Linked DNA regions of Homo sapiens: region 1 is linked to region 2. The links are chromatin contacts, found by Hi-C or POLR2A ChIA-PET in ENCODE. All regions are on one chromosome and are shown on one strand. The core of a region is the stretch at or near the end of the contact, and the rest is flanking DNA. Distances in the headings are between cores, read along the strand shown. Region 1 has its middle 30 kb from the start of PCMTD2. Region 2 holds the start of RGS19 (regulator of G protein signaling 19).

Region 1 (6,844 bases), core at 2,221-4,720, 210 kb before region 2:
CCCTCTGCACTCCCAACTTGAGCTATACTTTTTAAGAAAGTGATTCACCCTGCCTTTGCCCCCTTCCCCAGAACAGAACACGTTGATCATGGGCGATATTTTTCATTGTGCCAAAAAGTTGCCATGACCGTCATTAAACCTGTTTAACACCAAATAATAAGGAAAATAAAATAAAAAATTCGGGCATGGTGCAGAAACTCACTCCAAATAAATTACCTACCAAAATATATAATGGTGGAAATATTCCAAAATTCAATATTTTGGGATTTATACACAAAAGATAAACAAATTAGAGGCCAAGAGGCTGCCGGAAGGGAAAAACGGGGCCTGGAATGGCCGACGTGAGGAATGAGCTGGGCCTAAAGAGGCCACTGGCAGGCAGGAGCTGGACCTGCCGAAGTGGCCGAAAGGCAGGAGCTTTGGACTGGGGAGGCCACAGTGAGGCGAGAGCTAGCTGGGCGTGGAGAGTCCGCTGTGAGGCCAAGGCCGAGGCCAGGCCCGTGCAGGCCTTCGAGAGGCAGGAGGCCGGGCCTGCAAAGGCCGACTGGAGATCAAGTTCTGCGCCTGAAGAGGCTGCCAAAAGTCAAAAGCGGGGCCTGGGAAGGCCGCCGAGAGCCATGAGCTGGGCTGGGCCGAAAGAGGCCACTGGGAGGCAGGAGGAGCTGGGCCTGGAGAGGCTGCCAAAAGGCAGGAGCTTCGCCTGAGGATGCCACAGTGAGACACCATCTGGGTCTGGAGGGTCCACTGTGAGGCAGAGGCTGGCCTGTAGAGTCCGACAGTAGACAGAAGTTGGGCAAAAGGCTGATTTGAGGAAGTTTTGGGCTTCAACAGTCAGCCACGAGGCAGACACTAGGCCTGGAAATAGCCCGACAGTCATGAGTTGGGCCTAAATGGGCCACTATGAGGGAGGAGCTGTGCCTGTTGAGGCTCCTCCAAAAGGTCATCTGTACACACACAGTAAAAATCTGGGAGTAACTGAAGACAGAGTTGGTAAGTAAAATAAGAAACAGTTATAAGAAATTAAACTATGGTATCCATAGGCACTCAGTAAAAGGTCAGTTGATGTTAGCTGCTACTTTTTTGTTGTTTAGAGACAGGGTCTCACTCTGTCACCCAGGCTGGAGTGCAGAGGCCTGATCATGACTCACTGCAGTCTCAGCCTCCCTGGGCTCAAGTGATCCTCCCACCTCAGCCTCCCAAGTAGCTGGGACTACAGGAACATGCCACCACACTAGGCTAATTCATGTATTTTTCTGTAGGGATGGTGACTCCCTTTGTTTCCAAGGCCTATCGCAAACTCTTGGCCTCAAGCCATCCTCCTGCCTCAGCCTCCCAAAGTGTTGCGATTACCAGTGTGAGCCACCACACCTGGCCAGCTGCTACTTTTATCAATATTATTCTTATTCCACTCAATTAAAAATTATTATTTTCAAGGCTATGCAACAGTATGTATCCTACAGCGTAATTGTAAAAACATATACAGTCGTCGTCCCTCAGTATACAGAATTAGTTCCAGCCCTCCATCTCTGCATATACCAAAATCCATGCTTACTCACGTTTCGCTGTCACCCCTCTAGAATCCACGTATACGAAAATTCCAAATGTTAGTTGGGCATAGTGGCAAGCACCTGTAGTGTCAGCCACGTAGGAGATTGAGATGGGAGGATCGCTTCAGCCTGGAAGGTTGAGGCTGCAGTCAGCTGTGATAGCACTACCACACTCCAGCCTTGGACAAAAGAGGGAGACCCTGTCTCAGAAAAAAAACAAAATAAAACAGGTTAGAAATTGTAATCTAACCCTAAGCCTAACCCTAACCCTAACCACTAAGCCTAACCCCTAACCCCTACCCTAACCCTAACGCTAACCACTAACCCTAACCCCTAACTCCAAACCCTAACCCTAACCCCAAAACCTAACCCTAACCATAACCCCAAACCCAACCCCAACCCGAACCCCGAACCTGAACCCTAACCCTAACCCCAACCCTAACTCCTAACCCTAACCCCTAACCCTAACCCTAACCCTAACCAATAACCCTAACCCTAACCCTAACCCTAACCCCTAAACCCTAACCCTAACCCTAACCCTAACCCTAACCCTAACCCTAACCCTAACCCCTAATCCTAACCCTAACCCTAACCTAACCCTAACCCTAACCCTAACCCTAACCCCTAATCCTAACCCTTACCCTTACCCTAACCCTAACCCTAACCCCTAACCCCTAACCCTAACCCTAACCCTAACCCTACCCTAACCCTAACCCTAACCCTAACCCTAACCCTAACCCCTAATCCTAACCCTTACCCTTACCCTAACCCTAACCCTAACCCCTAACCCCTAACCCTAACCCTACCCTAACCCTAACCCTAACCCTAACCGTAACCCTAACCCTAACCCTAACCCCTAACCCTCACCCTCACCCTCACCCTGACCCCGACCCCTGACCCCGACCCTTGACCCCTGACCCCTGACCCCGACCCCGACCCCGACCCTAACCCCTGACCCTGACCCTAACCCTAACCCTAACCCCTGACCCTGACCCTGACCCTGACCCTGACCCTTAACCCTGACCCTGACCCTGACCCTGACCCTGACCCTACCCTAACCCTAACCCTAACCCTAACCCTAACCCTAAACCCTAACCCCTAACCCTAACCCTAACCCAACCCTAACCCTAACCCTAACCCCAACCCCAACCCCTAACCCCTAACCCTAACCCTAACCCTGATTATTCAGGGCTGCAAACAGAAAGGATTTTGTTCACTGTCGATGCGGCCCCGAGTTGTCCCAAAGCGAGGCTGTGCCCCCAAGGTGTGTGCTGAGAAAGCTGCTCCACCTTTGCGGTGTGCCCCGGGTCTGTGTTAAGCAGAACGCAGCTCTGCCCCCGCAAAGGCACCCCACGCCGGCGCGGGCACAGAGAGGCCCACCGCGCCGGCGCAGGCGCGCACAGGCTGGCGCGACGTGCGGGGGAGGCGCGGCGGATGCGCAGAGAGCACGCTGCCGGGCGGGGGTTGGGTTGGGGTGGCGTGGTGCAGGAGCACAGTCGCACGCCCCTGTGCTGGGGAGGGGAGCGCGGTGCAGGCGCGGAGACGCCCGTCGCAGCGGCGTGGCGCAGAGACGGGAGGAACCTCAATAATTCGAAAAGCCGGGCTCGACCGCCCCCTGCTTGCAGCTGGGCACTACAGGACTGGCTTGGTCACGGTGCTGTGCCAGTGCACCCCCTGCTGGCGACTAGGGCAGCTGCAGGGCTCTGTTGCTTATAGTGGTGGCCAGCGCCCCCTGCTGGCGCCGGGGCAATGCAGGGGCCTCTTGCTCACAGTATAGCGGCGGCACGCCGCCTGGTGGCAGCTAGGGACATTGCAGGGTCCTCTTGCTCACAGTGTGGTGGCAGCACACCCCCCTGCTGGCAGCTGGGGACACTGCCAGGCCCTCTTGCTCAAAGTGTAGTGGCGGCTGGCTCCCCTGCTGGCAGCTGGGGACACTGCCGGGCCCTCTTGCTTGCAGTGCAGTGGGGGCACGCCCTCTTCTGGCACCTGCTGGCACTACAGGAACCTCTCGCTCACAGTGTAGTGGCAGCACGCCCCCTGTTGGCAACCAGGGCACTGCGGGGTCCTCTTGCTCATGGTGTGGTGCCCATATGACACCTGCTGGCAGCTAAGGACACTGCAGGGCCCTGTTGCTCACAGTGTAGTCGTCGTACGCCGCCTGCTGGCAGCTGGAGACACTGCCTGGCCCTCTTGGTGGCAGTGTCGAGGCAGCACGCCACCTGCAGGCAGATGGGGACTAGGCGGGGGTCTCTTGCTCCCAGTGTGACGGTTGGCGTCCCCTACTGGCTGCCTCCTGCACCACTTAAAGTCAGAGCATCAGTTTTTAAGCCCCATCAGTTCTGTAAATTCAACTGAAACGGAGCTAGTACTAGGGAGAGCTGATGTCCCAGTTCTTGTCTAACTTGGAAGAAAGATTTTCACCAAGAGGCAGTACAAAAATGGCAGACAACTTCATTGAAAAGAAATACAGTGTAAAGAGCTCATTGTAGAAAAATAGGGAGGAGTGGGCTGATCGTGCATGAAAACATCCTAGGAGTCCTGTGCAGGGAATTTTATTTTGGACTTCTTCACATTCCTGTCTCTGTCTCAAGTCTCCACCTGTTCTCTTTGTCTGGTTTTCCTGCTACTGCCTTAGGTCCCCGACTTGCCACACTTAGGCTTGTGGGACCTCCTCACTGTTGGTTGAGGTACATGTGTGGTATCAATCCGAATCCACTCTGGCACCAGCCTCCTTCCCGCCATCCCAGGCAGGCTGACAGCGGTCACGTTTGTACCTAGTGTGCCTGCCTATCTCTTTTGAATGTCCTTCTTTGCCCTAATCTGCACTTATGGTGCCAGGTTTCTCTTAAGAATGTCCCCTTTGTCCTTCTTATCAGCATGTAGCTAGCAATATTCTGACATTTTTATTGCAGAGTGAATGATGATTGGGGCATCTTAAGAGGAGTTCTAGGGTGTTTCTTTCTGCATAGGTACCTCTTCTCCCTCCTACTCACAATTGACAAGTGCCCATGCACTCCAGCACTAGAGATGCTACTAATATGTGAATTTTTGGTGGTCCCTCCAGGTGAGCCTTCCCAGACTTTCCCTTTTCTAGGAGCTCCCCTCCTGTTCATGTCTAGCTATATATAAACTCTAACAGAGCCCACTATCCTGTGTCTTTCCAAAAATAGTGAGGGAATGATTAATTGGAAACCATAAGAAGTGATATGCATGTAGATGAAAACTTTACAACTTGCACAAATAACCACTCAAAATCATCCTTACACTAAAAATGCAAAACTATACAATTTCTAGAAGAAACTATAGAAGAAAAGCTATGTGCCTTTGGATTTGGTAATGAATTTTAACAAATGACACAAAAGGTTGATATACACAGAAGAAATGACAATGTGGATTTCTTAATCTTTAAAGTTTATACTCTGGAAGAGACCTTCTTAAGAGAACAAAAAGACAAGCCACATATTGAAGAAAATATTTGCAAAATACAGATCTGAGAAAGAATTTGTATTCAAAATATATAAAAAATTCTTAAAACTAAACAAGTTAAACAGCACAATTAAAAATGCACACAGATCTGAACAGACACCTCACCAAAGAAGATCTACAGATGGCAAGTAAACATACAAAAAGATGCTCAACATACTACAGAACTGAAAACCAGGAGATAGCACAGCTGGTCTATATCTATTAGAACTGCTAAACTCTAAAAAAATCACAAATTGCTGCAAGAAAGACAATAACTCTTTTCATTGCTGGTGGAAGACAGTGTATAAGACCAGAATATGCCACCCCAAAATATGTCCCTTTGGCATAAGAATTATTCCAAGATGATTATTTTGAAAAAAAATGCTAACAAAGGAAGTTCCAAAACCAGAGTAGAAGTTACCCTTCTGTAAGGAAAATTTACATCTATAAAGGAAATCCCCATTTAAAAGCTACCTCTCTCTCGGCACCAAGAAGAGAAGGATAACTAAATCACTAGAGTCTTATCAATGGAGGACGCATGGACTTCAGTCTGCATAACAAACGTTACTCTTGTCTAATGTGGTTTTGCTGGTTAACTCCCCACTACTGTGCCTCAAATCTTCAAGTTGAAGATAGTATTTACACTTGAATTGAAAACCACCTGCTGGAGATTTACTCATTTTTCCCTGAGTATCGCCCATGTATCCATAAGGTATACATGTTTTTAAACTTTTCTACATTTTTCTCATTTTAATCTGTCATTTGTTACAGAGGGTCCAATCTAAGAATTCTGAAAAGATAGAGAGAAAATTATTTTTCCTCACCTATTACAAGTTGGGCAGTTTTTTCCAAAGCTAAATAAGTCTCTCCTTACAATCCAAAAACGACATTCCTAAGTATTTTGACAACCACTTTGATGTGATTTCCAAACAAAAGCTACCATGCAATTATGTACAGAAGCCCTATTCATAATGACCAAAGGAAAAAAAGGAATCAGAAAGTCTTACAATAGATGACTGTGTGGGAACCCCCTCAGACATCAAGAGTTATTATAAAGATTATTTAAATGAAAACATTTGAGATACCGAAGATGAAGGAAGAAATCTTACCAGAACTTACTTTATCCAATTAAAGCACAGCTCCCAGAAAATACAGCTGCCATTAACCCCATCCACGGAGTTCCTTGCAAATTCAGCTGCCGTTAACCCCATCCATGGAGCGCCCAGAAAATACAGCTGCCGTTAACCCCATCCACGAAGTTTCTTGCAAATTCAGCTGCCATGAAGATAGACTGCTCATTCCCATTAGCATTGATAAATGAAAATGAAATCCTAAGCTCCCAGCTGACTGAACAGACCCACTCTTGGCTGAGGGGACCCCAGAGTAACTTTCAAAACTGAGTTCTCAGCTTGGCCAGAATGGGATGATGGGAGTCAGGTACACCCCATTATACCCCCTGCTTTGCAAACCATGATGAGGCTTTCTTCCCTAAGGATTTAACAGAAACCAGCCCTTTCAAAATCACCACTGATATCAACCTCTCCTTTCTTGCCTGATAAGAGACCACCCATGACGGAGAGGTTCTGGACAGCACACAGAGGATGCACAGAGCGAGTTTTCATGTCCTCTGCTTCACCTTTTAATGTCAGAGGGCTGAAAACTCCACCCTGGGATGATGCTAACACTGCTATTTTTTGTACATGGGACCCATGAAGAACCAAGGAACTCAGTTGTGCATGCACGCATTTCCCCTTTCATAAATATTCATGACTCCGCCTAGAGCTTATTAAAGATGTGTATTTGGCCATGCCACTCAGCATAAATTACTGTTT
Region 2 (5,946 bases), core at 3,276-5,775:
CACCGCCATCTGCTCTTCGGCGACCTGCTGGAGGACGTGGGCGCGGCGGCCTCCACCTTCCCGTGCGGGTCGGTGGAACCGGGGTACCGCATGCCCGACCCGCGCCCGTGGACGCAGTCGCTCGAGCTGCCCGCCGAGCGCCAGAACCGGCTCCTCGGCGTCCTCAAGGCAGCGGAGGCCCGCGGGCGAGTCCGCGCCCTGCGGCTGCGCTACACCCGCATGCGGGTGAGGCGAGGGGGTCGGAGGGCAGAGGGGGCGCACCGGGAGCGTTGAGCGGAGCCGGCCGGGGCGGGGCGGGGCGGGGCTCGGCGCGCGCTCAGCTACCCGGGCCCCGCAGGCCGAGGAGATCGCGCTGCTCATCCAGCGGCAGAAGTCCGCGCGCGCCGCCATCCGGCTGGAGCTGTTCCTGCCGCCGCAGCTGAAGCCCGCGCGGATCCCGGACCCCCTGGACCGCCAAGAGGTGCAGACAAGCCCCGGTAGGGGCGGGGAAAGGGGAGGGGCCCTGCCCGCCTCCGCACACGCCGGACCCCAGCCTCTCTCCCCGGCAGCGGAGGCGCGTGGAGACCATCCTGGAGGAGAACGTGGATGGCACCATCTTCCCGCGGTGACGGCGACTGAGAGTGTGCGACGCGCCCCAGCCTCCCACATAAAGTTATAATTCTCCGAAGGCTCGCTGGTCTTTTTGCTGCCACTCCCCAGGACCCCGAGGGAAGCGGGGAGTATGGACGCTGCCTCTCCCATGCACCTCACAGACATCAGGGTACAGAGAGTGGGGCCTCTCCCAAAAAAGTGGGGAGACGCAAGTGGGTGGGTGTGAAAGTAACAGGTCAGGGACACGCCTACCCCTAATCCCGATCTGCCCCCCACTGGCAACCTGGCGTTCTGTGGGTCTATGGGAGGCCCCCAGTCTTGGGGAGGACGGAGAAAGAGCCTGTTTCAGCAGAAGTCACCCCCAGATGTAAGGGTAGCCTCAGGCTGCAGTGGTCTCGAGTGCGAGTCATCCCACCAGGGGGCCAGGGAGAGGGCAGTGCTGTGGGCAGCGGAAGTGACCTAAGCTGGCCTTTGAAGAAGCAGCAGCTGTGCCCAAGAGGACCAAGAGACTGGGCAAGGGGAACCCCTGCGGCCCCCAGACAAAAATCCCACCCTCTGGCCTTCCTTTCCATCCTGAATAGCCTCCTGTGACCCCTTTAATGCCCCATGCCACACCCCCACACCCACCCCCCCACACACACACACCCCACACACACTCACGCATGCAGTACAAAAGGAAGCCACCCCTGTCCCATTCTGACAAACAGGCCCACGACCTACAAAATCCCTGGACTCTGAAAAGCCCCGAGGTTTCTGGGCAGACCTTACTTTTCTCCCCGACGTGAGCTCTTTGCAGACGCTGGGGCTTCCCTAGGCCCCCGCTTCCTTTTCCTCCCTCCCAGCCCCCTGCCCAGCAGGCTGCACAGAAGCGGGACCGCAGGAACTCAGACAAACCGCTCCTCCTGCTAGGGGGCTCCAGCTGACTGGAAGGAGGGGCAGAGGTCAGAACTGGGGTCCAGAAGGGATCCTGCTCCATGGCAGCCAGTGTTTCTCCCCAGCCCCGGCCAGGGGGTGGAGCCCTGCGCACTCGCCCCTCAGCCAGCCCTTCTCCCCGTGCACCGAGCACTTTACTCTTTCTGGGCTGTTGCTGCCCTTGGCCTTGACCCAAGCCCAGACTGTATACAGAGCTCAGAAGTCAGCTGACAAGGAGGGGACAGAGAGATGGCAGGAGGGGTTTCAGGAAGGGAAGGGTAGAGAGGAAGGAGGCCAGGGAGAAGGGGCTTGAGCAGGGGCAGACAGACAGGGAAGGGAGGCAGTCTGTCCAGGAGTGGCAGCCACTCACACCCTGATGTGCTTGTGACATGTGATGACAGCCAGCCCTGGTGTCGTCTGGCCAAACTCCCTGCAGCCTGGACCCCAGGATTCTGTGTCTTGGGGATTGACTGAGTGCCTAGAATGAGTTCATCTACTGGGAGAATCACATATTATTTCACCATTTCTCTGAGACTCCATTTCTTTATCTTTAAAATAAGGGTCTTGGTGCAGTACCCCACAGCAGCAAGTGCTCCAAAGGGGATGGGTCACTCTGCATCAGACAGGCAAGAGGGAAGAGGGGCAGAGACAGGCACAGCAGACCCAGCACCCAGAGAAGGCCAGCAAGACAGTGACCTCAGTGACTGCACCAGGGTCAGGCCGGCACTCGGGCCCTTTGATCCCCATGAAAAGGCGCAGGGGGTGCTGGATGTGCAAAGGAGGCTGGGGAATGGGGCCTGGAGGGACGCCTGCCTGTAGAAAGCTCTATGGGAAGGAAGGCATGTGGTCCAAAGCCCAATATATTGAGGGCTGTCAGGGCGCAGAGGGTCCTGGGTTCAAATCCCAGCTCCGCCATCAACTGCCCAGCTCACCTGGCCCCACCCATGGACTTCAGGATGCTGTGTGCCGAGAGGCAGAAGCCAGGGCGGTGGAGAGCAGGCCCAAGGGGCCAGAGGAGACGGGGGAATGACTGGGGGGTTGTAGAGTGACCCGAGGGGGCAGGGAGGGCACTGACCTTCACCCCCTGCCAGCTGCCCACAGCTGCATTTTCCCACAGCAGAGACAACAGGCCGGCTCAGCGGGGTCAGCCTGGTTGTGTGTGGCCTGGGCCAGGTGCTGGCCCATCTTCGTTGAGCTTCCCTGACCTCACCTGTGCCCACCGCTCAGGAGTGTTATGTGGGCTGAATAAGTAGCAGCCTGCCTCTTGTCCCTGTGGGCTTCCTGGCCCCTGCCTTTCCTTGCCTGGCCTGACAACATGGCAGTCACAGGGTTCTGGGTACAGCTTCGAGAGGCAGCCTGTCTGTCCTCCAGGGCCCTCTGACCTCTGACCTCCCCCTTCGGGCCCCCGCCCCCGCTCAGCAGCGCAATACCCTCCCCTCCTCAGCCCTCCCCCCTCTCACCCAGGCCTTCCCTGCCTGCTCCCCACAACTCACTCTGCGCCCCCCAGCATAAGATCCAGGCTGATCTATGTTGCTGGCTTCTGGTCCTACTGCCTGGCCCACAGGGGCACCCAGATACTGATACTTGTCCGTTGAATGAGGAATACAAGTAGAATCTCCAGCTGCCTTTGCACCCCTCAGAGTTCTGTGAAGGTGTAAGGTGTGCACCTGACCTGTGCAACTGGAAGGCATTTTATGAACAGATCCCGACACTGGGAACTATCCGGGTGGAGTGCTTGTGCTGGGGAGGACAGGAGCTGCACACAGCCGGGCCAGGGGAGGGGCGGGGGGCACAGATGCTCTGCAGACACTTCCAGAGCAGGGTCAGGGCCACCCTGACACAGGGCCAAAGCATGCTGCGATGAGAAGCCTAACCCACGTCTGTACCGAGTCATAAAGGATGAGAAGAGTCGGCCAAAGGGACAGGGCGTTCGTGGCAAAGGGGACAGTGTGGCCTTAAGCTTTAGGACATCTTGGGACACACGGGTCAGCAGGGACTCTGCCAGGCCCCACAGGAGACATTCGGCATGACTCCGGATGCAAGAACCCGCACCCCCAGTTCTCCCCAGCCCCGCAGCACAGGAATCTCCCCCTTCCTTGGGAACCCCCCACAGCACAGACAGGCGGCTCTTAACCCAGTTTTACAGACGCGGCTCACGGAGGCGAGGGGTGGGCCGGGCTGGCGTACCCGCCGATCGGTCCTTTGCAGCAGCCTCCTCTTTCCCAAGCTGGGCAAGCAGCATATGGGGCCCAGCTCTCGTGCCTCCACTGTCGTGGAAGTCCCACACGGATGGCAAAGCAGGAACGGCCCCGCCGAGCAGAGTCGGGGGCCACGGCCACACCCCCATCTACTACCGTGCGGCTCCGTCCGCCCGGGAGCCAGGGCTCCACTATGAGCACCTCGACTCTCCGGGCCACCCCCAGGCGACTGTGGGGGCCGACGCGCGGGCGGGGCGGGTGGGGTGCGGAGCCGGCCGAGCGCGGGGCGGGGCGCGGCGGGCGGGGCGGGCCCGGCGACCGCCGGCGCGAGGAAGTCCCGGCCCCTGGCTTTGGGGAAGTGCCGCCGAGGCGCCTGCGCACTGCGCCCCCGCGCCCCCTCCCCGACTGTCGGGCCGGACCTTGGAGCGCGCGGGCCGGCGGCGGCGCGAGTGGCTCGGGAGCGCGGCTGGTGAGTGCGCGCGCGCAGCGCCGGGGACAGCGGCCCTGCCCCTCCCGGCCCGGGCCCGGGGACCGTGCTGGGCGGGAGCTTCGGGAGCCGGCGCACGGGACTCGAACCCCAAGGGCTCCCGCCGCCAGGTCCACGTGGACCCTGGGCCGCAGTGGAAGTGGAGCCCGCCCCCCGCGCGTGGGGGAGGGGGCGCCGCAGCCGGGTTCCCCTTTTTCTGGAGCTCAAAGCCTGGGGAAGTGATTGCTCAAAGGTGGGGGCCGGAAGAACCCAGGTTTCCGCGTCTCCCTCCCCCTCTCAGCCCGGTGAGGAGGGGCCGGGGCGGGACACCCTGTCCGCCCCCGCCCCCACCCCGCTGGATCTGGCAGCCACTCAGCCCTTCGAGCTGTAGGGGAGGCGCTGCGCCCCCGGCCCCAGCCGATCGGGGGCTCCTGGCGCTAGCCTCCCTCCAGAGCGCCGCAGGAGTCCCTCCTGCCGTCTGACTTGAGTCCCTGCTGCTGCAGTGCACGCCCCTTCGGCAGCCAGGGTGGGGCCCAGACCCAACCTGGCCCCTCCTGCCCCCACCCCGCCTTTGGGTCGCTGGTGAGTAGGGAGCTTTGAGGTAGGGGTGGGGGCGTCAGAGGCTGAAGAAAGAGGCACCTGGAGGAGAACACAGGCTTCTCCAGACTGGACCCTAACAGCAGAGAGAGGAGCGTGGTGGGTGGGCCACCACCACCATTTCAGAGGTGGGGAGAGCTGGCCTTCCCTGGAGGGGCCAGGCCAGGGCTCGCCCACCAGCCAGATGTGGAGGGTGGCAGATGGGAAAGGCCCTGGGTAGGAGCTAAGGACTGAGAATGGAGCCCCTCTTCAACCCCCCTCCCAAAGGTTATGACATTTTTTTCTGGGATTGTCACATTTTCTTATTCTTTTTTTGGACTGGGCAGGCTCTGGGACGTTCTTTTTCCTTCTGTGGAGCAAAGCGGCAGCCACTCCCAAGGGATCCTCTATCCCCAGAGAGCAGACGTGCCGCCTATCCAGCCTATCCCATCCCAGACTTGGGGGCCAAAGCCTGGGAGGCTGGGGAAGGGGGTCCCCAATGCCAGGTTGACAAGCAGGAGGACCCTAGTTGAGACTCTGTATCCCCCAGGAGAGACGGGGGGAGGGTAGCCTGGGGACATGGGTTGCCCCAGTTGACCTGAGAAGGGTACAGGAAGCCAGGTCCAGGGACAGGTGACCAGGTCCAGGGCCTGCAACTGGGAAAGAAGGGGCTGGCTCCCTGCTCTGCAGCAAATGCAGCCCCTAGCACCCCGGCCCTGCACCCCTAAACACGTCCCCTCCTCCAGTTCAGAGCTGGGGTGGAGATGGTAGCCCAGGGGGACAGTCTCAGGGGTGCTAGAGTGTGGGGGAGGACCCTGGGTGGGGACAGAGAGGAGGAAGAACTGCTGCCTGGGGAAGCCACAGACAGCCCCGTCTGGGTACAGCTACCAAACCTCAGGTTGCCACGCCCCTTCCTTTCCCTAGAAACTTGACCCCTGAAAGAAAGCCCAGCTGCAGGGCTACTTTCGGTCTCCTCATCTACTTGCTAGGAGCCCGTGGGACCCCCAGTCTCAGAGGAAACTGGGCCGGTGGTGAGGGGCCAAGGTCCCAGGGGATGCTGCACCTGCCCCAGACTTGGGCCAGGGCAGTGGCCTCTGCATGCCCAGGCCTCGGGGGTATTGGGGGCCCTAAGAGTGCAGAACTCCAGCACTGTCTCTTCTGAGGGCCATTCACACACCGTCCCAGGAGGCCAAGAGAAGCCAA

What was found. A loop is a pair of places that touch in the nucleus more often than their neighbours do. ChIA-PET counts read pairs that join two places held with the same protein, here RNA polymerase II (POLR2A). Pooled maps may share reads with other maps.
Region 1: a map with no recorded cell type shows a loop between it and region 2 (8-fold over the local background). The contact joins the enhancer-like site here to the promoter of RGS19 in region 2. A Hi-C loop is called at or near these places in 1 of 37 single-sample maps with no recorded cell type and 5 of 50 pooled maps. POLR2A ChIA-PET finds 5 or more read pairs at or near these places in 2 of 52 experiments (HEK293 and activated CD4-positive, alpha-beta T cell).

What each region holds. Positions count from the first base shown.
Region 1 is chr20:64,282,582-64,289,425 of GRCh38, reverse strand. No RefSeq gene overlaps it. Among named protein-coding and RNA genes, the nearest start is that of PCMTD2, 30 kb to the right of the region's middle. RefSeq lists a silencer at 3,079-3,271. Within about 2 kb of position 3,470, at least 2 of the 41 ENCODE cell types and tissues checked have a DNase peak (open chromatin) inside an H3K27ac peak, as active enhancers do.
Region 2 is chr20:64,078,097-64,084,042 of GRCh38, reverse strand. RGS19 (regulator of G protein signaling 19) reads left to right here and starts at 4,525. Exons shown (of 6, transcript NM_005873.3): 1 at 4,525-4,749. OPRL1 (opioid related nociceptin receptor 1) reads right to left here and starts at 3,961. Exons shown (of 5, transcript NM_182647.4): 1 at 3,691-3,961. LKAAEAR1 (LKAAEAR motif containing 1) reads left to right here. Exons shown (of 3, transcript NM_001353425.2): 1 at 1-225; 2 at 338-460; 3 at 549-667. The coding sequence ends at 608. RefSeq lists silencers at 233-312, 493-552, 3,377-3,550, 3,944-4,623.